Regions from separate parts of the Mus musculus genome. Here regions 1, 2, 3, 4, 5 and 7 are each linked to region 6. Evidence: chromatin loops called from intact Hi-C (ENCODE). Cell type or tissue: left cerebral cortex. All regions are shown on one strand.

Evidence for each region. A loop is a pair of places that touch in the nucleus more often than their neighbours do. Peaks named below come from ENCODE experiments on the same cell type or tissue, not always from the same donor. Only the 100,000 strongest peaks of a DNase experiment are listed, where the experiment ranks them.
Region 1: a loop joins it to region 6, with 4 times the contacts of the local background. A loop is called at or near these places in 4 of 42 quality-filtered maps.
Region 2: a loop joins it to region 6, with 9 times the contacts of the local background. A loop is called at or near these places in 6 of 42 quality-filtered maps.
Region 3: it touches region 6 in a loop (4-fold over the local background); 4 of 42 quality-filtered maps call a loop at or near these places.
Region 4: it touches region 6 in a loop (2.7-fold over the local background); 6 of 42 quality-filtered maps call a loop at or near these places.
Region 5: it touches region 6 in a loop (4-fold over the local background); 5 of 42 quality-filtered maps call a loop at or near these places.
Region 7: a loop joins it to region 6, with 11 times the contacts of the local background. A loop is called at or near these places in 5 of 42 quality-filtered maps.

The regions. Positions count from the first base shown.
Region 1 is chr12:49,961,807-49,965,806 of GRCm38, forward strand. No RefSeq gene overlaps it. Among named protein-coding and RNA genes, the nearest start is that of Gm40418, 160 kb to the right of the region's middle. In left cerebral cortex, no CTCF peak of the experiment used is centred here; DNase peaks (open chromatin) are centred at 1,927, 2,442 and 3,507; H3K27ac peaks cover 936 bases.
Region 2 is chr12:49,378,772-49,382,771 of GRCm38, forward strand. It overlaps Gm34304 (predicted gene, 34304), which reads right to left and starts at 3,057. Exons shown (of 2, transcript NR_168648.1): 1 at 3,046-3,057. In left cerebral cortex, no CTCF peak of the experiment used is centred here; no DNase peak of the experiment used is centred here; H3K4me3 peaks cover 3,874 bases; H3K27ac peaks cover 4,000 bases.
Region 3 is chr12:49,389,483-49,393,482 of GRCm38, forward strand. It overlaps 3110039M20Rik (RIKEN cDNA 3110039M20 gene), which reads left to right and starts at 170. Exons shown (of 3, transcript NR_026733.1): 1 at 170-457; 2 at 921-988. In left cerebral cortex, CTCF peaks have their summits at 2,181 and 2,384; no DNase peak of the experiment used is centred here; H3K4me3 peaks cover 4,000 bases; H3K27ac peaks cover 4,000 bases.
Region 4 is chr12:49,949,817-49,953,816 of GRCm38, forward strand. No RefSeq gene overlaps it. Among named protein-coding and RNA genes, the nearest start is that of Gm40418, 170 kb to the right of the region's middle. In left cerebral cortex, a CTCF peak has its summit at 2,146; DNase peaks (open chromatin) are centred at 10, 1,417, 2,155 and 3,283; H3K27ac peaks cover 3,626 bases.
Region 5 is chr12:49,943,723-49,947,722 of GRCm38, forward strand. No RefSeq gene overlaps it. Among named protein-coding and RNA genes, the nearest start is that of Gm40418, 170 kb to the right of the region's middle. In left cerebral cortex, no CTCF peak of the experiment used is centred here; DNase peaks (open chromatin) are centred at 1,765, 2,314 and 3,279; H3K27ac peaks cover 395 bases.
Region 6 is chr12:50,189,233-50,193,232 of GRCm38, forward strand. No RefSeq gene overlaps it. Among named protein-coding and RNA genes, the nearest start is that of Gm34523, 31 kb to the right of the region's middle. In left cerebral cortex, no CTCF peak of the experiment used is centred here; DNase peaks (open chromatin) are centred at 1,882, 2,656 and 3,180; H3K4me3 peaks cover 355 bases; H3K27ac peaks cover 1,480 bases.
Region 7 is chr12:50,110,259-50,114,258 of GRCm38, forward strand. It overlaps Gm40419 (a long non-coding RNA gene), which reads right to left. Exons shown (of 3, transcript XR_872736.2): 2 at 2,023-2,105. Among named protein-coding and RNA genes, the nearest start is that of Gm40418, 8.0 kb to the right of the region's middle. In left cerebral cortex, a CTCF peak has its summit at 1,610; DNase peaks (open chromatin) are centred at 28, 867, 1,167, 1,261 and 5 more places; H3K4me3 peaks cover 1,066 bases; H3K27ac peaks cover 3,388 bases.

The DNA.
Region 1 (4,000 bases), 230 kb before region 6:
TAATTTCAAAGACTAGAGTCCTTAAAAAATCAATACAAATATCATTTTGAAGACCATTTAATTTCCATTATTTGACTGGCCTACTTTCCTGTTGTTGTATTTTTGTTTTGCTTAATGGTTTGAGTGGCATATACTGGGTAACAATTTATAATTTGACTAAAAATTTTAAATGAACTTACTCTAGAATGATTTGCCCATTATATGCAGACACTTTAAAACATGATACTAAATGCAAGAAAAATTACTTAAAGGATCAGTTACATTGAAAATGATGAAATCAATAACAATATTTTCTCAGTGATTCTTCCTCTCTGATAAGCAAGAGTCTTTGCTTAAAAGCCACATTAAAATTTAATCACAATCTGTGTGCTTTAGCAATTGCTAATTTCTGGACAGCTGTCTACTGCTTTGTTTAAGTCTTATGTTCCTTCTATTTAAGTTATGCCTTTTAATAGCTGGATTAAGTACATTTAAAATCTGTATTATTAGAGTCTGATCATGTTTATCACCTTCCAATAGTAACTTGTGGTTTTATATTATTTCAAAGTAATGTTACACTGGAATTAAGACTTTTTAGAGCTCAAAAACTGGAAATGTATGTTAGTTTATAATTCTGCTTTGACTTTATTTTCTTTCAAATTTATTGTGAAGATGCCATATTTGTGGAAATCATAGTAAATATTAAGCTGCTAGATATAATATCTACCATCAGCATCACTACTTCATGACCAGGCAGTTTTGTCCGCCACACATTTAGTAATGAAAATACATACTAAGTGGCCTACTAAATAGTTCTTAAGGGACTATACTGACAAATTTAAAAAGTATTCATCAGCTTCAAGAACCATCTAAGCTATAGAAACTGAATGTATATGATCTCCCTCATATTGAAGACACTAGATGATCAGTAAGTATCAGTATCTTATTGCTCAGAGCAGATTATATCATAGTAGCTTAGCAACTGGTGCTGTTCCAAGATCCTCCCATTGTGTGTTTCATAGGAGATAAAGCAAGGTCATCTTTCAAAGTGCTTCCTCTGATTATATTTCTCCTCTAATCACTTAACATCACTACCCAAGATGGGAAATGATAATATCATATTTATGGTAGTAACACTATTGAAAGGATCAATGTGCTCTATGGTAGGCTAGCATTTAGGTTCTGAAGGATAAAATAGCTGATACAGTGGTCATATTACATTACCTTGTGGTAAAATATTTTTATTGTGTTGTTTTAATGTACTCAGCCAAATCAATAAGTTTAACTGTATTTGCCAGCATTCAGACCAGTGAAATTTATACCTATTCAGTGGCATAATATATGTGATGGTATTTACTTCTATCTTTGCATCAGATGCTAATTAATTAAATACTTCTGCTAAAATTAATAAATAAGTAATAATTAGATAAACACATTGCAAAAACATAATTTGAAGGAAGCAGATTGAAGTGGCTAGGGAATATAAGTAGCCATATACTATGTCAATTAAGAGAAAAGCTGAAATATTCAAATATGTCCACAATATGTCCAAATATGTCTGCAATATGTCCAAATATATGCACAATATTGCAAAATTTAAAATGGTGCATATTTTAACATATATAGAAGATGGAACATGGACCTTTATGAGGGCTATTCGAAAATTTAAAAATTATTGGTTATGGCAATTTGAAGGTGTAATTCATATGAAATTTAATCAAGTCAAAACATGTTCTTTTGATAATATAATTTTTAAAATGTGTAAATTATATGTCAGGTATTATTCAACCATACGTGGCGCTTGATTCCTGTAAATAAGATTGCTTTTTGTGAGGAAGAAGGTATTGGAAGAAGCTTGTCCTACAATGATGTGGCAAAGCCATGTGCAAAATATGCCACATTTTTAGCATCAAGAATATGTCATAAAGAGACTTACAAGGCGTTTTGCAAGGCATGCAGTATATCTAGCTCCGTTTCTTTTGAAATACAGTCCCAGTCAGTGACCAACATCAGCTCTGTCTTGATTTGCATTTTCTTCTCCCTGTGCCCCACCATCCCTTTCCTTTGGTGTTCTAGATTCCAGGCTACTATTTTTAAATGTTCAGGAATTAAAATTTCTTATTGCAAAACAAACCTAGAATACATAAAAATGGTAAATTATTCCAGGGTATTAATCTGAAATATAACCATTTACCACACTTCCAAACCCCTAGTAATTTTCAAAGCTGTTTCATACAGTTGGATTTTGACACTATCCTTTTTTTTTTTCACATTATGACATGACTCCTCCTATTATTAAACTCTGCTTTGAGAGTGCTTTCTTATTTTACTGCCTAACGTATTAGATTAAAAAGGAAAGGTGAACATTTCAGCATTATATAAAATCTGAAAGTGACAAAGAGTTAAGCTAAGAATTTCAGATGAATATACCAGCAGTTTGCCATTCTGACAGCTAAAGCCAAGCTAGTGCTTTAAAAAAATGCAAGTTTGAAAAATGCAAATGGTGTTATCCAAATATGCAGCCATATGTCCATAATACACACATTTTGGGGAAAAATTTATAAAGATTTCTATCACAGAATTGTATCTCAAAATGGTAGGAGTCTTGATTTTTTTATATTGTGTTACCAAGAACATGGTATGATGTTGAAATTTTATTTCACAATCTTCTATATATATTATGGTGGGAAATACAGTATTTTTAGGTTTTCAGAGAAATTTGGCTCTAAGTACTAATAATTCATTTTGAGTCGATGCTCTACTTCATCTATAATACAGATAGCAATATTGTCCAAAATATCCAGATTTTAGTCATGATTTTTTTTTCTATTCCAACAACTGAGGTTTAAAACAGCCTCTTCAAACACGTTAACAGTTCTTGGATCTAAATGTGTATTACTAAGGAAAAATATAATTAGCACGAGTACTGATAAGCTGTGAAATTTGGATAACCTTTAAGCAACTTTGCTCTGTTGATCACAGCATCCACAACAATAGGAAAGGGGAAGCCAAATGCAAAAGGTGAAACCTCCAACAGGAAAATATCAATTAATCTTTGTCAATAGAGTTAAAGTATGTGTAATCCCCTCGTTAAATAGTTTGAACCTTTCTCAGAGTAAACAAAGAAGGGCTAGTGAGGGAAGCAGCCCCACTTGTTTATATGGGGAATCTTCAAGAGGCTTAGGCATAACCTCTCAAGACAGGGTTTCTTTTGCCACTAGTCACTAATTACCCTCCTTTAAAACTATTTGTGTAATAAAAAAAGACTTTTATTCAGGCTTAGAATACCACATAGCATGACAATATTTTGCTCTTAAGCCAGTACATTAAACCATATTAAAAATCTGTGAAATCCTCACAAGTTCCTGCAAGAAAACTAAAATTCAATTTCTAGTATGTTTAGCAAAACCTTTATTTTTCTCACACCTCCCCAAAAAAAGTATTTCTATCATAAGCAACAATGCAGGGCTACTACTGGAGATCAATTTACCTATGCAAGGAACTACTTTAGCATCCTTAGATCTCCAGGTGCTGGGAAATTTCTGAGTTGGAAGGAGGAAGAGGGGAAAGGAATTAACATGTGCTGTGTCATCTGCCAACCAGTGTGCCCTTGCTATTGAAGCAATGTGAAAGCAAATGCATTCTTCAGTCTGCTTGACAAAATGCTAGTGTAATTTAGAAGTAGCCTGATGCTTTAAAATGCCCATGTGATAAAAGTTAGCATCTGAAGTCATTAATCACCATTTGCAAACTTTCATTTTTGAGCATTGTGTATACGTCTACATGAAAAGGGGGTAAAATCATACAATGATGTATAACTGGGGCCCACACTTCTTACGCTATTTATAATCTTGGTATTTTAGTGAGCTTTCCTGGGACTGAGTAGCTATTAATATTAATAAAGATGTAAATGAACTTTGATATCATCAAAGTTAATATCAGTAGATATTAATAAATTTGATGTCAGTAGATATACTGTGGGCAAAAGCATTGACAAGTTAGGAATATTACATTCACCAGT
Region 2 (4,000 bases), 810 kb before region 6:
ACGGGGTGGGGAGAACTAAGAAGCCAAGCCTTGTCTTCAATTTCCAGTTCTGGGACCACACTTCCACTCTCTCTTTTCTCTTCAATGTTCCTTGTCTTCTTGGGAAAGTGGACTGCATTGATTCCTTGGGCAACTAGGGGAAATTATAGACACTGGCCTTTCAGGACTGGCTTGCCTATCTGGTGTGTGAGAGAATTTCTCCCAATTGGTTCTGGTCTACAACTGGAGTGTCTTACTTACCAGGGGCTCAACTTCTTAAACTATCAACTCCCAGTAGTCCTGTAGCTACTAGCAAGTAACAGAAAACACATTAAAGGGCAGCAGGCCTTCCTACTCATCAAAAATGCTCAGAGTATTCTACAGAGACTGTGTTCAGAGCAACTCAATGGTTCTTGGCTCTAGGGTGATGCCATTATGTGTGAGTCTCTCTAGGGCTGTTGGTACCCGGGAGTTTTTGGGTGCTAGTGGATCTAGCTTTGCTACACATAGGACACATGGCCATATCAAAGAGATGTGCCCAGAGAAATCAATGAGTTTCCATGAAGACCACTTCCCCCCTTTTCTCCCTCCTCCTTTTAACTGCCTGGCTTCTGAAGTGGCTCCCTAGCTTATAGAAGTTAAACATTTCAACTCTCAAATATGAGGCTCTCCCTTAGATTTTTTTTTCCTCAAGGTTCTCAAGCAAAATTGCCAGTGCCACAATGTTATGATGGAAGGATGCTGAAATGACAGGCCTAGTAGACGCTTGTCTTAATCATCGGCTTCTTAATTTAGTTTTAGAGCTCTATGTGTGTGTGTGTATACCCACTCCATGCACATATGCGCGCCCTCGATGACGTTAGGGGTGCGTGCATGAGCCTGCTGAGAGCAGCCTCTGACAACCTGCAGCTCCCTAATGAGTGACGAGGCAGGGCTGCCTAGGAAAAGTCACACTTCCCTGGTGTGAAGACCTCTTACTGGGAAGTTTAGTTCACTACTGTTCTCGCAAACCTAATCGTATAACCTGTAACCAAAACCCACAGAACAAGGATACAACACGCTAAAGAGTAACTTCTAATCACTAAATGTTAGCACCATTACCTGCTGTTAGGAAGAGATTATAGACAAGTTGGCTCTAGGGAAGGCAGACTTCATTTGTTACAGAACCACTGAAATACCTGGATGTCTCAGCATGGGATCTACTGACTCCCACATGTCAAGAGGTCACAAACCGTCCTGTGCATTTGTAAGAAGAGAACTTTAGCTTGAGTTTGTCTCTGCTCCCAGGGGAAAGATGGAAGTTGATAAATATGGCCCACCCTTGTTACTAGAAAGTAAAGATGGCCCAAAACAAAACAAAACAATGTACCCAAGAAAGAAAATGCAACATCCATCCACCCTCAAAGATGGAATAAAAATAAGCTGCCCCCTGCTCGAATGAAGTGCGCTGTGTAAGCTTGGAGATTAATTTTAAAATTGACAAGGAATAATCTACACTTCTCCAGCAACTCTTCTGCTGAAATTGCTCGCTCTACAATTCTTGTCCTTTTTTTTTTTTGAGTGAGTAGGTAGTGGATGAGAGCTGAGGTCTACGAGGTCACCACTATGTAAACTAACAGATCACATTTACTCTGGTGTGCTCTTCTATTCATTACTTTCCTAAGACTACACATTTGCAAATTTATATGTGTGAGGTTAAATTGATTAGGAGGGAAAATTATACTGGTGGGGGGATTTGTTTCCGGTCTGAGACCACTGGCTGCCTGCCCTCTGTCTTCTGAAGGTAATCACAGCGACTAGGAGGCTGAAAACAGGGCTTTATGTGCAGAGGGAAGAGGCCCTCGGTGGACGTGGGCAGGACTTCAAATCCAATTTGCACCCAAATTGGTTGGTAGGATATACAAAGCCTCATCCAGAGACTTTCAACTTCACAATACTTTGTCCAGGAACTCCTTCCCCCTCTGCTTCAGCTAGCAGCAGATCTAAAAAGAAACCATTGCTTACACAAATATAAGCCTCTGAGTAAACAGTGCATGTTTTGTTGAACAAGCCTGATATACATATGTGTGTGCATTCTGATATATAGCCCCATCTCACCATAAAGAACAAGTAAAATTATTTAAAGGGATTCAAACTTGCTTTTTCGGGAATTGCAAATAACCTTTGCATCAGGAAACTAGTTTTAATATTATTTCAAACTATATGCTATGTTTTTACGATCAATCATCCTGCTTTGAGAGACTCGCATTCACGTAACCTTAAAATAACACAGCACACCCTTAATCTGCATGCAAAACAATTTTCAAGCCGCCATAAGCCTTGACATATAAAATCAGAGTATTGCAGCTCTCACTGTACAAAACCCAGTTTTTGCTCCTTGAAAGTAAACAGAAGAAAAAAAAAAAACCTTACTTTGCCTGCTAATTTCTTCCACGGGGTAACAAAACAATACACACTTAGCTTTAACCTAAGAAGCACCTCAAAACATTAAAAATTCATCAGTCAGAGCTGGTGTTGTATTCAAGGAACAACTCCTCCAGTTCACTGCTGAGCTCAGATTTGAATAAAATGTCCAATGTTAACAAACAATACCCACGTTTGGCACTTTGTGTATTAAATTGATCAAACAGATTTTAGGAGACACAATGCACAATTTGTACAGACCTGATTGAGTTAATATAATATCAGCAAATTTTACATCGAAATGATTCTGTTTCTTTTCTTTGTGTTTAAAACCAGCACAGATTACAAATTTTAATGATCTGAAAATGTTTGGTATACAAAATCATGCTTATTTCAGTATTAGCAAAAACACAAGAAATTTTTCAACACAAACACCCAGCTGTGTCTATTTTAAAAGCAGTTCAATGACAGCTTGCACTTATGAGCATGCAATCAGCTAATTTCGCTTTTTTTTCTTCTGTGTTAATCAACACTTTCCTTCCTGCATATCAGAGTACAAATAGTATAGTTACTCCACATCAGTAAATGTTTACGTAACCTGTCCTTTCCCAAGAATCCGGTTACACCGAATCATTTCACGCTAGACCGACTACGAAAACGTACCGGGCCGTCCACCTCTGAGGGAGCCCCGGGAGCCATTATAAGCGGTGGTGAGAAGGGGGGCTGGGGGATGGGGAGGAGTAGGTGGAGGAGTGAAGGGGAGAGGAAAGGAGGGAGGGAGAAGGGGTGGGTTAGTGAAAGGGGAAGAAGGGAGAGGGGAGGAGGAAGGAAGGCAAGCGCATTGAGGAACCACCAGGGAAAATGGGCCTGAGGAGGAGAAAAGAGTGGGAAGGGAAATGAACAAGACAACCCAGGCTCACAGATCTCTCTAGCTAGGTTGGCAAAGCTCATCACGTCGCCAGGCTCCGTGAGAAACCCCAAGCCTAGAAATCAACCTTTGGCACCAATGTGTTTTGCAAAGCTGATTGCTAGAACCCTGGCCTTTTCCGTCATGCATAGCTTGTTTTAAAGTCAGCGGATATGTAGGAAGAGATCCAAGCAGTGGAAGGATATTTGGGGACAAATAATCAAAGATCTCTTACAACACTCCAATAGATATAAAATTTGCTAGCTATTTGTAATTGTGGATAATTTTCGCTAGCGTTTCCCTCTCTTTCCCTCCCCTCTTTCTGCGCCCCATTTCAAATTTGGGGGGTGAGAACATCAGAATAACTCCCTATTATTTTGAGTATTGCATGTTTCTGGTAGATTTTAGTACCACACATAGGCCCTGTTTTTTCTCCTTCCTTTTTTTTTTTTATATCAAGACTGAGAGATCATTTAGCTAAGAGCTCATCAAAATGAATGCTGGCATGGGTAGAGTATTTTACCTTAAAGAGGAGGGGAAAGATACTCGTGACCTATGTGTCTCCACCTCCCTCTCCTCTCTGGCTACGGCCTCTGCTTACAACGTGGCGCGCTTTGAGCCAGTGAGGATTTGTGATCTGTGTGCTCCGCACTAAATTCCAATCCCTGGGAAATGCTGGGCCTTGGCCCTGGCCCTGGCCGCGATCTTTTT
Region 3 (4,000 bases), 800 kb before region 6:
GAAAAAAAATCTGTCCTGAAGTGTATTGATTATAATATGTATTCAAGTTGGTACATATTTCACCCCAAAGAGATGGGCACATAAAATATATTAGAAGTCTATATAAAATTTTGATTTTTACAACATGTATTTTCTACTTTGTCATTGAGGATTTTGCATGCATTGAAATAATTTTAATTTTGATAAATTAATTTTGTGAGTAGCTAATATAGTTGGTTCTTTTTAAGGCTAAAAGCCTGTTGGAGAATTAGGTTAACAAACGGTGACGGTGAAGATCATTGCAGGTTTCAGTGCTGGCTGAGATGGGTTGCTGAGGTTGTGTAACTGTGTCTAGAGGGGCGGGGTTCCTGTACATTCCTACTTCAGCAGATAACCCTGTCCCCAGCCATACTCCAGCTTCTCCCAGACAGACGGAAATCTCCAGAGGAAAATCTGCACAGCCCTTCTAAGAAGCAGGGTAGGTAAACATTGAGTTTTAAAATTTCCCCTCATTATACTTCTACTCAAGGCCGGATCCTGAAGTTACAAAAAGAGTAGTGGTCATCTAAATTCTCTTTAGCAACAATATGACTGAGTTCTTCCTACTGTAAGAGTTAAAGGGTGTTAGCGATCTTCCAGATAGCTGGAAAATCCATTTTCGATTTTTCTTTTGCTTCCAATTTCCCTCTTTTCTCTCACCCCAATTGCCCTGCTTTACCATTCCTCCAGGAACTCCTCCCCTAAGCTCCAATAGTTAAAACCAAGCTATCTTTTAGTTTCCAGCTCCTAAATTGGCCCTTTCCCCCACTCAGTTCTTGAAGACTTTGTCCAGGAAATGTAGGCCCAGGGGCGCTGGGCTGCGGAATATATGACGTAGTGTTATGTTTTGTCTTCCTCCCTCCCTCCCGATTTGGTGCCCCCACCCCACCCCCCAATCCAAGGTTCTGCTCGATGTTATCGGAAGGCTGCTGAGGACTTGAGAACTGTGAACACTCTCACCAGGAGATCGGTAAGTGAAAGTCTCCCTGCCGCACGTGGTGGTGGGTGGTTAGCGTGTCCCACAGGCTACTGTGGATGTACCCTTAAATCTAGACTCTTGGAGGCTTAAGTGTTCTTTTTTCCCACTTGGAAATTGTTCCAAGCGAGTAGATTCTCACAGCCATAGGTGGATGAATGCGTGATTTGTCCACGTGGGCAGAAATCATGGTGGCTGCCTAGGTAAAGAGGATTTAGATATTTCAAAGAAGGAAAAAAAGAAGATAAATTTATATGGAGAAGGCAATGGGATACTCTAGTATGTACAGAAGTGTAAGGTATTTCGTTTAATGGAGAAATTTCTGAATTTCATGGCTGCTTCAGAGAACAAGGAAATTTAATGTTCAAACCTGGGATCGTTGGCATAAAGACTTTTTTTTAATATCATTAAGAACCAATCTCTCTCTCTCTCTCTCTCTCTCTCTCTCTCTCTCTCTCTCTCTCTCTCTCTCTCTCTCTCCCTCTCTCTCTCTCTCATGCTTTCTTTTCTACTTTCACACTGGCATTGCCAGCCTCACCCAGTGCGGGCCCTCTTTCCTCAGTTCCTTTGGCTGCGACAAGCTATGGTCTCTACAGGACTAAGCGGATCTGGTGCAGGTCGAGTTCAGAGCCACTTGAGAGAAGGAGACTTCTTGGTCTCACAGAGGAGGAAAAAAAAATCGAGGGAAATGAGCACCGTTCTGGGCTTGACTTTGTCCCTGTTGGGAATAGCTCAGTTCCCGGCTTTGGAAATCTCAGGAAAATAATTGATTTTTAATGCACACTTAGGAGCCAGCGTTGTATGCTCCAGAGTCTGGCTGTCCCACGGTGGCTGCGAGCGCGCCAGACTCTGGCTGACTCCTCCCGAAGCTCCGGAGAGAGGCCGGGCTGCGGTGTCGGGATGGCCTGCCCTGGGACTATGGACTCGGACTGGCTTTGTCGAGGGCGCTGGGCTGGACTCCAAGTAGAGCGGCAGGACTCGGTCCGGAGTTGAGGTCTCGGGTTAGGGACTAACAACAGAACATGCTATTAGAACATGGACCAGGCAGTAGAGCTAGCTGGGGCTGCTCGGCTGCAAGGCCTGTTCTGGGCCCGCGTTCAGATAGCACTTGCGGGCCTCCCTGCCCAATGAGCCGCGCTGCTGGCGAGCAGCAACGCGAGGGCGCTCTAGCCCAGGACACCGCCGCCGCTTGGGGAACTGGTTTCCCAGAGCTGCGGACGCAGGCTCCCCTACCTTACCCTTCCTTCTTAGCCGTCTAAGATCCTTTCCCTACTTCTAAGAAGCTGTTAGTTAGTCTTTGTTTATGGGGTGCAGTTTCAGATCTCAGCACTCACCCGGTAGTTGGTAAAACTGATTTTTCAATAGTCTATCTCCTTCTGGTTTATTGCCCTCGCCTCTGTTATTCGGGTAGGAAATTTCCTGAACGCTAGGAGCAGCATGGAGTTAGGGAGACAAAAGCGGGCTGGGAAGCAGATTACCGCGGAAGCGCGGAGAATCGCTAGGAATCATCTTCCTTTTGGAAGAATTGAAGGGAAGAGATGAGAAATGCAGCGGGATGCTTCCACCTGCACCTCCCTCTTATAACAGTCAAGCATAGTTGTTAAGCTTCCACATCGCTGCTGCATCCTGGCCCTTTAGCAAAACTTAAAATAGGCGGAAATCCCGAGACCGTGATCTGAGAAGATACTTAAGATAATAACAAATAACTCAGAATTCTGCATGTAAGTCTGTAAGGAGAGATGGAATGGCCTACATCTTTTCCGGGTTTGTGGCCTAGAGCATTTCAGAGTCTTTGACATTGCGGAAAAGCCCTCACAGGAGGAAAGAGCATATAGCTCTTGGCGAAATTTGCAAACTTCGGGTGGCTACTAAAGAGCATGTTCAATAACTACACGTTTGGATATTCATTTTCCGGCTAAAGTTGAATTCTCCTATATTTATAGAATCCCGGGTTGAAATAGACACCTTCGTTTTCGTTCCTCCTCCTCATTTCCTGTTATTGCTTCCCTCTTTGTGTGCTTTAAGGAGCAAAGGTATCTTCCTGCTTAGGCAGATACTGTTTGTTTGTTTGTTTTAATTTGATTGAATAGGAAGACTGAAAACTGTAATGGGGTTAGAGCGAATTGTCTCTCGGTTGGTTCTTTCATTTTCTCATGACTCTGAAATTTAATGACCTAATCATTGTTGTTTGAAGTTAAATTATCTGTTAAATTAGCCCTAAACAATAACTGATGATATTTTTCCTTTGGGTCTGGTTGCCCCTGAATTCTTGGCTCTAGACGGGTATGGCAGGAGTCAAGAAAAATCCTTGATTGTGCAGTATTATAAAAATAATCAATTCACGGCTGATGTGCAATGATGTTATTTCTAAGTTGAGCATTATAAGTTGGAAATTCTTTTTCAAACTTGTGAATAAGGCTCATAGATGAAAAAATATGAACAGAATTCCCATTAGTATTCAGAAGCCAAATACACACCTCTGCCTGCTAAGAATTTCTCACAAACGAATAATTAGCTATATGGAAACTTTCAACATTGTTTTAGAGGTACATTCTAGAAATCTAAAGTATAGCTATTTTGTTGAGTCTGATATATGTTCGTTTTGCACTTATGGTACAAAATAGCCTTGAAGTAGTGCAGATTTTCCTCTTTTTTTCTTTCATAAAGCTTATGTAGTCTCAGGAGAGAGCGTGTTCATGCCTATTGGGGGATCAACACCTTTCTCCGTCGCTATATTACAGGTAGCCAAAGAATCTTTGAACCTAATAGAATTCCAGTATCTGAGGAAACTTTGATAATAGGAAGAACTATTGTGTTTGCTCTATTAAAATGTGCTGAATGAATAATTAGAGACTGGGATGAGTGTTGAAAAATTCAGAGCAAGAATAAGGTGGTAATTTTATTATTTAATACTTCAATAATTTCTATAATTAATAATGTGATTTTAAAAGCTGGCAATGTTTTCTTAGGAGAAAAAAAAGAGTACTTGGCCAACCTTATCAAAAA
Region 4 (4,000 bases), 240 kb before region 6:
TTAAGTTGAATTGCCTATTTCAGATGGGTCTGGAATGAGAATGGGCGAGTCAAGTCAAGTGTCACTCTAATATACAGGGAATTAATGGTCCAGTGTCACAATTTCTGATAATTACGTTTTACCAAAATATTTTGCTGTGCTTGTGTGCAGAACATTTCACTCTACAAGTCAACACCAACAGTGCAACACTGGACAGGGCCTCTTCATAGCTTCTGTTAAGGGAGAATATGGTCTTGAGGAGATCAATCACTGACAGGTTTCTATTTCTCAGTAAAGTCTATTGCTGCCTAACCATCAAGGGATGAACATGGGTTGAGAATGACATCTAAGGAAAAGTACCATATCAAAGACATGGAGCACGGAAGACTGAAAGGCCACTGACAAGCAAGCGAGTGAACTGATTTTTCAAATAAAAGAAATAAATATACCAATTAGTCTCATAATGCTATTTGCAGAATCTAAAAACACAATGGAAGATAAAGATTAGATACAGAGAGTCTTTGTTTTTCAATGCTTTGGCTTGTTTCACAAGCTATCTACACTCAGACAAATTTATTTATTTATTTATGAAGTTGGGATATACCAGGACTCATTATTTTCCCAATTTCAAAATAATTTTGGAATAAATAAATTCCCCAAAGTTCTTTTTCATGGCCAAGTTATTTAAATGAGTTCTGTTCATAATTTGTCATTTTATTTACGGGCCAAATTCCATAATTTTTATGAAAATGAACAATATTTAGTCTTCACAAGTTTGGAAGAGATAGAATTCTCAGTTTTAATTTCTCAGTGAATATTCTTTCTCTTTTTCTGTGACCTCAGGGAGGTTCTATTTTGCCCTTGGTCACCCTTGAACGGTGGAGTGTGTAGTCATCATTTGTTTGGAATAAAGCTGTTGAATGTGGTGGAGTTTACTTGTTATTAATTGTGGCTGCTTCATTTTGTTTAACAAGGCACTCTGATTCTTCCACTGTCTACCTAAAGGGGAAAAGCTACATATTTGAAATGTAAATCTATCCAGAATTTAGTGGGCGTTGAGAACATGCTGGGACACTTGAAGGGACAACTGAGTCCTCATAGAAATTACTTTGAATGATGACTGTGGTGGCAAATGTTGACAATCATAGCCTGGGGTGGGGAGTGTTAAGACAGAATAACAGGTCAAAGCCAGGCTGGGCTATATAACATGATATCTTGCCTTAAAATCTTATTTCTAGCAAAATTTATCATTTTGAGATGAAAAAGTTAAAGGGGAAATGCTCAGTGTTCAGCAGTGTTCGCCTTGAAGATCGTACAGTTGCCTCTTTAAATGAAATGATTTTTTTCCTAGCCCTGCAGACTACAGGTTTCCCAAGCCACGGATTGTGGCATGCGAGTGTTCCCGATAAGGAATGAGGTTCTTTTTTAAAACTCTCAAATATTCATCTTCCACATCATGTAACTCACATTCTTAAAAAATGACTGAAGACTTTTCTTGTTTCCATGTGGTTCCTGCTTTCTAAATTCTGTTGCTTGTTTTCTCCTTGGAGTTCTAAATGTTGCTTTAACATCTTTAGGTGTGATATAGATAGATTTAGAGTGATGCAGTTAGCAAGTCTCTAGCTGTAGCTTTAAAATACATTTGAAAGCCTTCTTTTGGAAGAAAACAAGCACTCTCAGAGGAAAGTTACACTTTATTTTGGAAGCATCTCTTGCAACTTTTCTTCCCAAAGGTGTTGAATTTACTATGATTATTAACACGTGTAATTAATTCTATCTAAGCTTTTCCCTGTACAGTATGTCAATAGTAGTGTGTCCTTTGAACACCATGAATACTAAAAAATTTTTCAAGAGATATTTAGATCTATTTACTGAATCAAACACACTTGAGTGATTGAGACACCGTCTTTTTACATAATGCTTACACCATACAATGAGCTTGGGCACAGTTTGCCTCTAAGTTCTACTATGTAACCACAGTCCTGCATTCATCTCAACCCTGCTCTGGTGAATTTTTTCCCTCCAAATAATTATAACTGAAGAAAGAAATCAGCATACGCATAATTTTAGCAATTTATAACAGGAAAAGTGGCTTCTACTTATTTGAAGTTAAAGTTGTGTATTCAATTATTGTTAGCAAGCACTCCACCTACTGGCTCATATGCTGCCAAGCAAGCAATCCGTGATGCAAGGCAAGTCCCCAGTAGCAAAAGATACTTTCAGCTCTGTGGCATGAATAGAACTGCAGCTTCCTGATTCCCAGCCAGGGTCAGTGGTGAGTTGCCTTGCTGCTTGTCAGGGTTAGCAGAGTTCTTAATATTAGCACGGTGCGACTGACAAGTGAACTGTGAAGGAGCTGCTCAAGGGCAGCTCCCAGGGTAGGATGGTTCACTGGGAGATGGATTTTGTAATCATAACAACGGGAAACTACCCTACAGAGTGTCACACTGATATTTCTTTTCTTGATTCAGAGTCTATGTCATCCAGGCTGGCTTAGAATTTAAGATCCTCCTGCCTCAGCATCTCTAATTCAAAAATCACAGGCATGTACCAACATGTCCAGCTTCAAAATACTTTCTTTATAGTTATCTAGATAAAATATACATGTATACAAATATAGAGGCCAAGTGCCTTTGTATAAAACTGTTTTTAAATGAGATATTTAGTTTCACAGTGGGTGAGAATTATAGACTTGCATAGCAGTGTTTCCTTTCCACCAACATGCCATTTTGAATGATACAGTATTGCTGTAGCAATGGAGAAACATAAAGCTCAAAATTGTCTTTAACCATTGACCCCCAGCCTCATGAACTTTTTAGCTGAGCCGTTATCATAACGACAAATTATATGACAGACAAAGAGAAATTATTATTAGGTATTATAATGAAATCAAGAGAAATTGAACCAGCTTTGTCCCAAAATGTCAACATAAGTTATAAATCATCACCCTCTGCCCACCCCACCCACCAATGTCCATCTTGACATCTCTTTGGAAGGACAATTTACTGTGTAATTGTTACCTCTGTGCACATATTATGTTATGATTGAATGTAGCAATAAACATTAAAGCAATTAACGTGAAATAATGCAAGAGCAAGTCAAGGCTCGTGGGCTAGATATAAAGGCAAAGCATTGGGGATACTGAAAACAGTCCTGATGGGATATGAGCTGGAGATGATCTTCCCAATTCTGTCGCAGGGTGTTATATCGAGTAGAGCTGTAAAAAAAAAATGCTGAAAGGGGAATGTTTCACTCTAAGAAATGTTTCTTGGAGTCAGTCGTATTTTACCATCGGCTTCCCATCCTCTCCAGGATGAAGGAAGAACTATCATATGCTACTAATAGCAAAGGAAGGTCTCTTGACTCCTGAAAGTCTTGAAGTTTGTATTTAAACTGGAACACAATATGGCATCAAGGAATAAAACCTTTTTTGCACTAACGAATTCGTATGCACTGATACTGGAAGCGCTTTGTAACAGCTCAATCGAACTGCACCCCAGATGCATGGATGTCTCTTTTGGCTTTGCAAGGAAAGTTTTCACGGTTATTTGAGGGTGGGGGTGGGAGTAATCAGTTGCATTAAGCATTTACCCTGCAAAACAGAGACTGAAGAATCTTAACACATGACGACACAACAGAATTTACCTGACCCTTCCAAGCTAAGGAAAACAAGACAGAAGGTCCTCTAGAGAGGCGGTATCATATATATGTTCGGAGCCTGTGCTACCCATATGCTCAATAGGACTGTTGTATCTCAAAGTTATAATAATTTGCAACGAGGTGCCAGAACCAATTATTAAATATCATATGATCCAACAGAGATGAAATAAAAATATACAGGGTCGATTTTACTGGCTTTGACTATTATAAGGCATTTTAAATGCTCTGAATTTACAGTTTAACTTGAGGGTTGTATTAGCGACATCCTTATGCTAGGAGTTTGTTCCCAGCTGAATATCATAAGCTAAATGCAGATGGCATATTTTTCCAAGGACAAAAGGAGTTTTGGCCTTACCCTCTT
Region 5 (4,000 bases), 250 kb before region 6:
ACCATAATAAAAGTTATAGCAGAGAAGCCAAGGGTTCAGAGTTCAAGCTTGGTCTTTTTGTCTGCGATGAATTTAACTTAAATACAATGGTTTAAGGTTAGTTTTTTCGATAAGAGAATTTTCATATTTCAAGAGCTTTTCTTGAACTTACCTAAGCACATCAGTCAACAACTTAACACTAGGGACTGAGGAATAAGTGAAACCTAGTTCTCCTGTGAAAATAGTTGTCATGGGAAAATCTGCATCTATACATTTTGTAGAATAAAACTCAAGAATGTGTAGTCCATAGCACCGTAGCACCTCAAAAATGTGTACTATCTTTTCCCCTAAATTTTAGAGACATTGCTTTATCATTAAAGTCTCCTTAGCAGTGAGGCAATGCTCTTCTTCACTGAGTTCCTCCTTTCTTCTCCACTAAACATGAAACCTTACTGTTCCCAAATAAGTTGAAACTTAATATTGCAGCAACCAATCAGAATAGGGTCTACAGTTGAGGTTTAGTTTTGTTTTAGAATCAGTTTTCAGGTTTATTTCCTCCAAACATTTCACAGCTCTGGACTACTGTGTTCAGCTTAAATCAGTACCTGCTACTCATCTGAGTCAGCTGTAGCCATCACTCCGGACATTATTCTAGTACCACATCTTGAGACTGACAGGAATCCTGTTGGTCTTCCAGTTCAGCCTTTACCAGGAAAACCTGATTGTTCCTACCAGCTGGATCCTCCCATTCTCAATAGCCTCCTTAGGTCTTCGGGTAAGTACAGCACCTCTTTGTATGAAAAGCTGATGAGGTCCTTCACTTCCCAACTCAAATACTTCAAAATGACTGAGTCCATGGACTCAGGATACTACCTCAAGATTTGCATAGTGCATCAAGGTGGCAGCTTCTTTCCTTTCATCAACTGCCAGCGCAGTCCTGTTAGGGACTTAAAATTTCATCCACACAGCCAGTGGAAAATTCAATGGAGCCGCAGAACAACAGTGACCAGGACATGTTGAATGATCTGCTGAATTCCAATATGTCAGAAATTAACTCCTCTGCTTGAGCATCTCTTCAGTAGGAATCTGCTTCTAATGTATTAAAACTTAATTTAAACTTAATTACTTTGTGAGGAACATTCAATAAATCTTCCCCAAGTCTTTCCATAGTGAAATCTCTGTAGCCAGATGTTGATTGTGTACACATTGTTTTGTGTTGCTTGCATAAACATTATAATCACATATAGACAACAGCAGAGCTACAATATTTAGAAAACATTTTTCACACCTCCTTATTAAGCAAGACTATGAAAATTATGACTCATCACTGCACCATTGTTTTTTCCTGTTTTCTGTGCTGGTTGAACAGTCATAGGCAGCTGGTATTAATACAATAGATAGCGCTTAGGGAATTAATGCATGATGTAGAATACACCACAAAGGTATCTGTCATGCAGAACAATAGGTGTGATGATAGAAGATGTATGTATTTGAAAATTGTGCTCAAATGTGAGTTTTTCAGGATAAAGACATACCTTGACTATGCTGCGAAATTAGTTTTTAACAATTGTAAGAACTCTGCCCAAAATGTGCTTTTATTTTATTTGTGATCTTGAGAGCATTTAAGCTACTAGGAGCAGGCGTATACGTGCTCCTCTCCTCTCTGCTCCTATCAAAACAACACCAGAGCGCTTATGCTCCAGGGAGATTTGTATAGAATCTGACGCTTGTATCAGCTCTGAAAAAAACAACAAAATTACAGTCTGAGGTGATGTAAATGATATCCTTGGTGCATCTTCCCCGTGCTCCTGCGAGGCTCTTGACAGCTGATGGTTGGATTAAACAAAAAGACCAGTAACTTATGACTATTAGCTCAAAGCAATCATCTCTCATTATTTCAATTACATGGGTAAATGCGTGCAATCATGTATCAAATCACTTTTCCCTTTTGAAGAGGTTCTTTTCAGAGTAGGATTTCTGCCAGAAAAAATGTGCAAATATTTACACTGGTTTTTCATCCAACTGCACCTTTGTTTGGCAAAACCACCCTATGGCTACAATTCTGAGTGATATTTTGAAAAAGGGGGAAAAAACAAAAAAGGGAATTGGAAATAGTATGCGATTTTGGTGACTCATTAGCAGTCTGTAAAGGAGACACCTTCAGTTACTTACTGCTACCTGACTTGTCAGAATGAATGTGGCTCCTATTCCCTAAATCACACTACCTGTGAATAGAGCTCCGCTGGCCAATTCAAGGCTCTTTAGGCAACTATGATTGATGACTCAGTGACTAGGAGAAAATTGCCTTCAATGAATAATTCATCAAGCTATCTCTTTGCTGTTAAAGTAGCTGACAGGAAAGTTCTGACACCGCCTAAGCACAATCCACTTACAAATCAGTTACAAGGAAATATTAAAAATAGCTCGGCTACAGCATACCAGCACAGTATCAAGTTGGGGCTTTTTTTTTTTTCCTGTCTACAGTGAGCATCTCTGAGAACATGAGGAGCTCTCCCCATTTAACCATTGTGCTAATGGCAGTAAAGGCAGTGATTAGATAGAAAGTGACGTGATTTGTATTGGCTTTGAAACAATGCACTGTTTTTAATAATATGAATCTCTAAATTTAAGGTAGACAGTTAATCAAGCAAATGGTAATATTTAAACATCTTCCAGGAAAATAAGTAAATACGATTTGTTTGCAGAAGGTAATTTGTCCTTGAGTTATTATGGACCCAGAAAAAGAATAGAAAGCTCATATCAATTTAATTAAGTTCTATATTAATTTCAATATGGAAATGTTCAACAAAACAGGCAGAAAAAGATGAAAAAAATAATAAGAAAATTTAATAGACCCCAAAATAGTTACAGATTGCCTCTGAATCCATAACTGTATTTAATTTTTCACTGTTAGGATGAATTATTCCTTGTTTACTATGATCAAAATCCAAAAATATGCCATACAGATTAGACAAGCTACATGCCATCAGCAAGAGCTCTGTCTCATTTGACTTCTGACAAAATTGTCTCCAGTTTATGCATTAAAGACCTGAGGTTTTCTGGAGTTTTAACTCTTGAAAATATGTTTTCTCTTTGCATAAAAAAACAGAAAATTTTATTTGAGTGAATTTTTTCTCTGTATCACGGTGTCAGTGAAGATTGGACTGGTGTCGCTCTGTGTGTCAGGGAAAGTCGACCAGTAATAGATGCATGTCTATTAGAGCTTAGCAAGCTGAGGCGCTCCACGGTTTTTTCTCCACTAACCTTGACCTTCTGGGGCATTATCTCCTTTTAAGAAGGCTGCCTTTGCCTGAGACAGATGACAGTGACTCCAAAGGGCTCAGACCTCACCCTGGAAACCACTAATTCCATTTTCTATATTATGAGCACACCCCTAACACCATAGTTGTCATTGTACAAATGATTTTAAAAGCTGAAGTTTTGTTTTGAGGATGTCTAAAAAAAAATTGTTTTTTATTCTTGTAGCTCCTGCTTTATCACCCTGCCCCCATATGCTCTAGCCAGAAAATTCTATTCCTGTAAGACACTCTGTTTACTTCCCTGCAGAGCACGGTGATTCTGAACAACACTAGTTCCTGTTGCCAGAATATTTTGACCTATACTAAAAAAAAAAAAAAAAAAAAAAGCTATTTCCAAACTCTCTTTTTAATTTTGTTTCACCATTACTGTTGATGAATAAAATGTTTTGAATACATTTATGAACAAAATTTAAATAAAATGTAAATTATGTTTAAATAAAATTAGGTTGGCAAATTCCCCTAATTAATTCATAAATCTCTAATAACTGGTAAAAAAAAATCTAAACTTTTATTTTTCCCATCCATTAAAACAATATATACCCACCCTGTCCAGTGACTGCAATGGAGACTGGGTCCTTTTGAGCTGTTAAGCATCATTACAGACTATTCATGTTTCATCAAATAGCATATATCTACCTTCATTTGTTTAATATGAATTAATATAAAATTGTGAAAATTAATTTCTAATCAAATATTTTAAA
Region 6 (4,000 bases):
CTTCACCTTTACAAGTTAATGAGTTATGTCAACTGAAAAAAAAACTTATTTTTAAGTGAATTTTCTGAATTTACCAGTCTAAATAACTGAAAATTAATCAAACCATATTTAACATATCAGGCTACTTGAACCATCCACAAGTAAACTATTATGATCCTAGCAAAAGTGAAACATTTTAAAAAGATGTTAGCAAACACAAAAGTGAAGCATTGTGAATGAATTCAAAAGAAAGATCTCCTATGAAAAATAGATCCTTTGTGTATATTTAAATTTAAAAAGGATTGCATATAACTTTACAGGTTTTCTCTTGCTTACTATTTTTCTTTATCCATATCTTGACTGAGGCACTCATTGCCTCTCTACCTTAGACACAATATTTAAAAGCCTTTGACAGAACTGAAGCTGTGAAATGCTTTCCCAGAGTGATGCTGTTGATTTTGACAACAAAATAATGATTTGGTCATCATGTATTATTTGAATGTGTGTTTAGATTTCCAGACAGAATGATTCTTACAGAAAAATAAATAAATAACAGAGGAATTCGCTTTTACACCTTACGGTATCTCTATCTCTTGTGTAGTATTGTTTACCTTACCATAGATTTTTAAATGGAGATGCCTCGACTTAATTTTATGCATTTCAATATATGTTCACCTAGATAACCTATTTGAGTTTTGTTGTTGTTGTGTGTTTGAATTTTCTTGAACAGTTAAATCTGGTAGTAACATTTTCTGGTTCCAGCAGGTGAGTGAACTAATTTAAGCTAATTTATGGGTTAAAACACTGACATATGGGAAAGCCACTTTTTCTTCAATGTGAATTCAACAAAGGCCTCACCACATCCTGCACAGAATGTATTTAAGACAAATACAACATTTAATGTTAGTTTTCAATTGAGACCAAAATACATAATACATACTATAGTTAGAAATGTTAAAATGAGGTCTTCTTTGTGTTCTTGGATCCTAACATGTGGAGAGAATGGGAGTTTGTTTTAATACTTAAACAGCCTTAATAGGAGCCCTAGTCTGACTTGGATTTCACAGAGCTGTTTACAGGAGAGGAAAGTGTGCACTACATTTTAATTATTGCAGAAACTAGGGTCATCTCGGCAAACATTTAATGTTACACTTATGCCTCTTTTTCATTTAACTGTGACCTTTATTTATATTTGGAAACCATATTGCTGAGGAGTAAATCATAAAATGTGAGACTATACTTTAGGTCATTTCTTAATCAGTTTTTTGTTTCCAAAAGCGTAGTCTGAAGGGAACAGAATATTGGCACACTGAAAGGTATTGTGCAGGAAATCTTTAAATGATAGAACTGATAACACTGGATCAGGTTCCAAAATAATATTTAAATAATTGACACTTTAGATAGTAAATAAATTTAAATTATCAGATATTTGGAGTGAAAATCTCCTAAAGGTTTATATTGGCAATAATAAAAGACAAGCATACATGAAAGCAAATTTACATGCATAATATGTTTCTTATATCTATTTTGTATAACTAAAATAAATAGCAAATGATTTCAGAGGTAAATAAGCATCTTTATGCTTATTTAGTAAAAGGAACAAGTTTAAGCACTAAGTAGCATTTTGCATACATACCATAAAATACAAAATAGCACGTGCTTTCTGTTTACGTTGGTTACCAATCTTGATGTTCAAGGGAAGAGTGTGTAAAGTTAACAAGCAATTATTATTTGGCAAATTAGTACTCAACCACCATAAGTAAATAGGAAGCTTGAAACCTATCTGTTATACAGCTTCTTTAATTTGCATAGCACACTGGTGTGTTTGCTTTGCAAATACTTTGCAATGAATCATCATTTGTACTATACAGTCCAAAGAAAAGCAATCAAAATTCACAGCAAGACAATGAAATTAATTATAACTGTTGAATTCTGTGGTGGTAATTCCTCCTCATGCAGGAAGATTAATTGCATTGCACTTTCCTTGCACTCCACTAAATGATCTGATGAATGTATAATCATTTACAGATTTCTCAAATGCTGAAAATTGATTACCTTTGATTAGCTCTGATCTGCACAAAGAGCTCTGACAGAGTATCAGTGAAACATTACAACATTACAGACAAAGTAACAAATGATTTAATTACCAGTGTGCTTATTAATGTTAGATTCCCTGCAGTGATCCTGGCAAATCAGAGGCCTGTAATAGACCTGTGGGTTTCACTGAATTCCATTAGGGTTTAAATAATATTTCTCACTATTTCTCAAATCTTTCTTTTCATGGCTCCTTAATAACTCTAATTAATTTTAATTTGCACAAAAAAATCCACAGCATCTTTAGAAACTTTTAATTAGCTATAAAATAAAACTCTTCTCCTCCCAGGAAGACATATATGATCATCTTTGGAGTAGCCTCCCCAGTAAGTTCTCATTAATAGAAGTTAGCTCTCTGTGATAGTACCACATGTAATTCTCCAGCAAATGTTCAATTGTGCATGTGGCACAACTCTCGTCTTCTAGCTGCAAACAAAACAAGGTTTGTTTTATAAGACCAAAGTTAAGGAACAGTATGGTAAAATGTTTGCACGGAGTGTGGTAAGCACCGTCAGGGCACTTGTATTCTATCATTTGGTGACAATGCATGGCTTGCAACCATTCTGAGGACTATATAGCACAGGAGACGAACTGATTAAGAAACCCCAAGTGTATGCTGAAAGGAATAGAGTATGCAAGAGAACACTGGCCTAGTTAGACACAGAATGTAATGAATAATGTTGGCACAAACAAATCAAGCCCATCTAAACGAATATGAGAGAACATTCAGATCATTTTGGATTGGCAGCTTCTAGGGCTTTCCCCAATTTGATGCCATTATATATGACATTAGATTATTGTGAGGCAGTGACAATAAAAGCCCAGATGATCAGAGGAGTCAAACAGAGCAGCTTAAATTAAAATATGTGTCTACAAGTGTTTCCAGGCAAAGATAAATTAGAGGCTAGGCAATTAAAAGGTTGTTTAGAACAGAAATGCTGATATACAGACAACTTTACAATAATATTTCTTCACAGTGGCTTTGCAGTTCTGCAGCGATGAGGCAAAGGCGCAGGTGTTTCTGGGTGGCATTTCAAAGCCACTAGCTGAAAAACTTAAGATGTGGGACGCACAGCCCCTCATGCTGATGAATATGTTCATTATGCTCAGCGCTGTCAGCAGCAAAGCTATCCATCACAGTGCAACAGCAGAGAGTCGGGAGTCTCTTTTTGTGGAGAAATATTGAAGTCAGATTGTTGATGTCAGAAGTCAAAGTAGAGTTCAGCTATCTGTTTTATGAATCTGCCTGAGACACATTGTGCCTGTGCGCAAACTGATATCTAGCAGAGCTCATTTCAGTAAACGTGTGATTTAGAAGTCAGAAAAACATTCGTACAAACGAACTCAGAGCAGGCAGAGGCTGTGGCACGCATACATAGTTTTTACATTTTAATATGACACCGTTTGGTACTGTTTATCATCTGAAATCCAAACCATATCAACTCTCTAGCTACGCTATTTAAGATCTGTGTACTCTGAAAAAAAAAAAAAATACTCACACAATGAGAAACTATATGAAAGCCCTGCCTCCGCTACACAGGGAATGGCCTTGTTGGACTTGGCTCTGCTTTTATTTTCTTCTTCAAAATGAACCACAAATAATTGGTGAGTTCACTTGACTTTCAGTACAAAAATAGACCCTCTATGGGGTAAAAAATTCAATGAGTATTTACTGGTCCTACACTGAAGCACTTTGAGAAACCGTACTTGGAAGCATGCATCAGATAGCAGAACTGGTCCTCTCTCCTCCCTCTCTCCCTCTCTCCTCCCTCTCTCCCTCTCTCCCTCTCTCCCTCTCTCCTCCCTCTCTCCCTCCTCTCTCCCTCTCTTCTCTCCCTCTCTCCAACTCTCCCTCTCAATATTACTCACTGTATCTGATTATATACCATATGTGTAACCTTCATGCTAGACCTTCCTTGCTGAAGTC
Region 7 (4,000 bases), 79 kb before region 6:
CTGCTAGGTGCTATCAAATCCATCTTTGTATGGGAGGCACAGACCAAGATGAGTAAATTGCTCTTAGTAGGTAGTACTCTTTTCTTGACACTAGGAAGTAAATTGTCTAAGAGTTACACAAGGTTTTAGCTGCATGAGTCCCATTGATGTTAATGGGACTTACAAGGAAAACACCCCCCACTCTCAAGCAAAGCTGAGAAAAAAATAGAGTTAGTTTCTTTACGGTCTCCTCTATATTTTATGTTGCTAAGCCTGAAACGCACGCTCCTCACACACTTCTCAGTCCTCCCCTTTCTTTGACTATATCCTCCAAGATTATAAATCTTCAGCCTTTCTTTAATCATCTCTATAGACATGCTGTCAACACACACTGTTCTCAACATCATTTCCATAGTAGTGTAATTAAATGTCTCATTCTCTAATTCCCTAACGCCAAACCATGACTACTATTCAGTTATTGTACCTAGATTGGAAAACTTACTGTTGTGGTTTTAGTGAATTGTAATAAATGCGTTAGATCTAATAAATTCATTGTTTATAAATTATTATAATGTTAGTTGAATATTTTCTAGTCTTGCACAAATCTTAAATATAAAAATGACTAAATTATATATTTTTATTTTAAAATATCCATTAGTACTATTAGCCTCATTGTTATTTAAGCCTTGACTGCTTTTATCATTTCCTAAAAGTTTCATAGGGCACAAGAAGGAATAAGATCTTGGAAATCCATTGTAAGGCACTTATAACCACTTACGCATTGGTTACCGAAAGTGTTTCATAGAACAAATAATAAATAACGTTATTTGCTTCTGGCAGAGTGGGTTCATGATTCCATAATGTCTGGGGAATGAAGGACGTTCTTGTCCATATGATGGAGGCAGCAATACTACAATTGTCTGATGTCACCCTTAAATAATACATTCAAAACACACACACATACACACACACACACACACACACACACACACACACACACACATACACATACAAACATACACACACATTTTGGGTTTATACTAATTTTTTCTCTAGCGAGTTTTGATTGTGAAGAAAATCAAGCTAAGCTAGCTTTGAGCAAGATTTTTATGAGTGTTTGGTTCTGTATAGAGTTCACAAAAGGCCCAATCTTTGTGCCTACCACTTTATTTCATTACGGTGGCATTAATTACTAAGCAAGATGCCAAGTAATTGGCAAGGGAATGCTCCGTGCTTATTTATCTGGTACCTTTATCCTATGCTCCTGGCTTCTCTCCTTTACTGCACTTTTACAATAGATTACCAGGATAGGAACATAAAGAGCACAGAGTCTTTCCTTTGCACTTTTATAACTCAACTTACCTTGAATTCTTTGCCTAATTTCAAACCATACCAATCAGAAAGGATTTGCACTAAACTAACATGTTAGTCACCACCACATATACAAGGATCTAAAGTCTAAAACAAGAAAAGACTACAGACTTCTAAAAGCAAGTTATTTACCTCGCCAAACATTCCCAATTCATTCTTGTACCTATGGATTCATTACTTCTTGGAAGCTCTGTGGGAGCCTGCCATAAAGACCGAACACATCAAGCAAACATCCTGAAGTCTCAACACTAGGGGCATCTCAAAAAACATACCAGGATGTATTTTTCTCAATTTCTTTTTATTTGCCCCCAGCTATTATCAATTGCTACGGTTTTATCTCTATGTTGATCATGACAAAAGATATGTTTTTCATAAAATAACACATTTGGACATAATAACGAGAACCTTGGTTTCTATCTTCACGTTGCGGAATAGCACGACTCGTGCTGTATAGTCGCAGTTGGCTGTCCAAGGACCCTGATGCCAAATTGCTGAGGATATTCTTGTCGCTATGACAAATTGCTTGCTGGTGGGCTGTGCAGAGTGTTGTTCTGGCAGCATCGGAGTTGTCTACGTGTCTGTCACTTGGTTAGGCTGCTTCAATCTTAGGTGATTCCACCCCACTCCCCACCCCCTTTCCGGTTTCCTCAATACATTTTTTTTCAAACTTACCTTTGCTTCTCAGTGAATGGGGACTTTAACAGTCACTCGTAATGAGCCTATAGAAATGCCTTCCAAGCTCTCGGCACAGGTATCTGTAGGGTGAGAGAAGGATTTTTTTCACAGTACCATGCTTGTTTTCCATACAAACCTACAGGCTGCCATTACAGCCACCCACATTCCGGTTGGCAACACACTCATGCTCTGAGAGCTTTAATGAATCCAGACAAAATTGAACAGCACTTCTGACACGCCGGAAAACGGTGCATTTTAATGATATGTTGCAGGGTGATTTATTTCTTTAATCTGTAAAATATTAATGGGCAATATTTTTATTAACAGTTCGTTAAAAAAAGATTACCCTGCATTTTATCTGATTTTTTTGAAAACTAAAGATATTGCTTTGCAAACTTCTTATATGAAGTGTTCCTTACTAAGAGGACTTTAAAAAAATTACATAAAAAATGTAAATAAGTAGGCAATAGTCAGTAAACAAATTGGCCTGGAAACCACCTAAAGGCAATCCCAGTCATGTCTGTTGACTACCTAGGAAAGCATATAATTTAATGCTTCCAGATAATTTGAGGACAAAAATCTAACCAACTGACAGTTTTAGATAAATAATAAACAGTACTCCTATTTCATTACCGAGTTTTTAATTAAGTACAAATGTAAAGAGCTCTTAAGAACCATAAGGGATTGAGTATTTTTAAATTGTTTTCAAAAACTAAAAAGGACATGGCAAAAACGTTTTTGGTTTTTTTTTGGTTTTTTTTTTTTTAAAGCAGATATTTTTCTTAGTCCACAGAATGATAGTGAGGCTTCTCTCTGAGACATATTCTATAGTGTTGGTTTGTTATTTAAGAGTCTAGCATGTGTAAAAAAAAAACAGCTAATGGAGCTTTTCACAAAAGATAATATACATTGGAATAAAAGGAAATGAACAGGCTTTTAATCTTATGTGGAAAAATGTTTGTTTTTACTGCTTTTGAATATAAATGTACTCATTGCTCTTCTTGTTCAAACTGTAGCCCTGAATTAAGTGGACTTTAAAGCTCTTCTAAATACATTAAAGATATGAGATTTGTTTTCAAAGAACTATATTTATATTTCCGAATGTGGGGAGGCGGGAGGTGCTGGGATGTGGAGAGAATAAAAGCTATTTTAACAGCTCAACTCTCAGGGATAGAGGTGAAAATTTCAGGACAAGGTGAAGCTTGAATTATTTTTTTTTCATGCCTATTGATAGAATTTGTCAACTCTCTGGACTGCATGGGTATTTCCAAAGTGAAATGTATCAAATTATCTTTCCCTGATGTGTTTGTATTTAGCTATACTCTCTGAAGCTCTAGCAGCACACATTTCTGACACTTAGTAGCATCCAGTGTGAGGCTATTGATCCTAAAATTGCTAGGATTTTCTTAGAAGGCTGGTTGTTGGTTCTGGGCTGTTGTCACTGAAGTGGTTAAAGCTTTGTTTGTTTGTTTTGTCCTGAATGGCTCTTAATGGATTAAGCTTTAGGCTTTCACCAAAGCAGTAACTGATTGTTAAAGTAGCAAGGAGTAAACTAACCACAGGGTGTGGTGTGTGTGTGTGTGTGTGTGTGTGTGTGTGTGTGTGTGTGTGTGTGTGTTGCCAAGGTAAAATCAATTACTAACGCTTATGCTCTGAAACCAAGCTAGTACAATATGTGTTAAATAAGATATGTCTTATTACACATCTTTAACAAGTCTCTCTCTCTAACTGGCAAGAAATTATGCTAACCTGAAATCTCAACAAATTAACTCTACTTACTCAAGACTAATTGAATTGAGTTGACTATATCTGTAGCTACTGAAATAGATAATAGTACCTGTAGTTGCAAGATCACAAAGTACTATGAAAATAATGTGTCATTATGTTTTGAATGTAGAAATGCTTTTCATAATTTATCAACAATACTCAAATAGTGATTCTAATCCATTTAAACCTTCAAGGCTACCACTGGAAT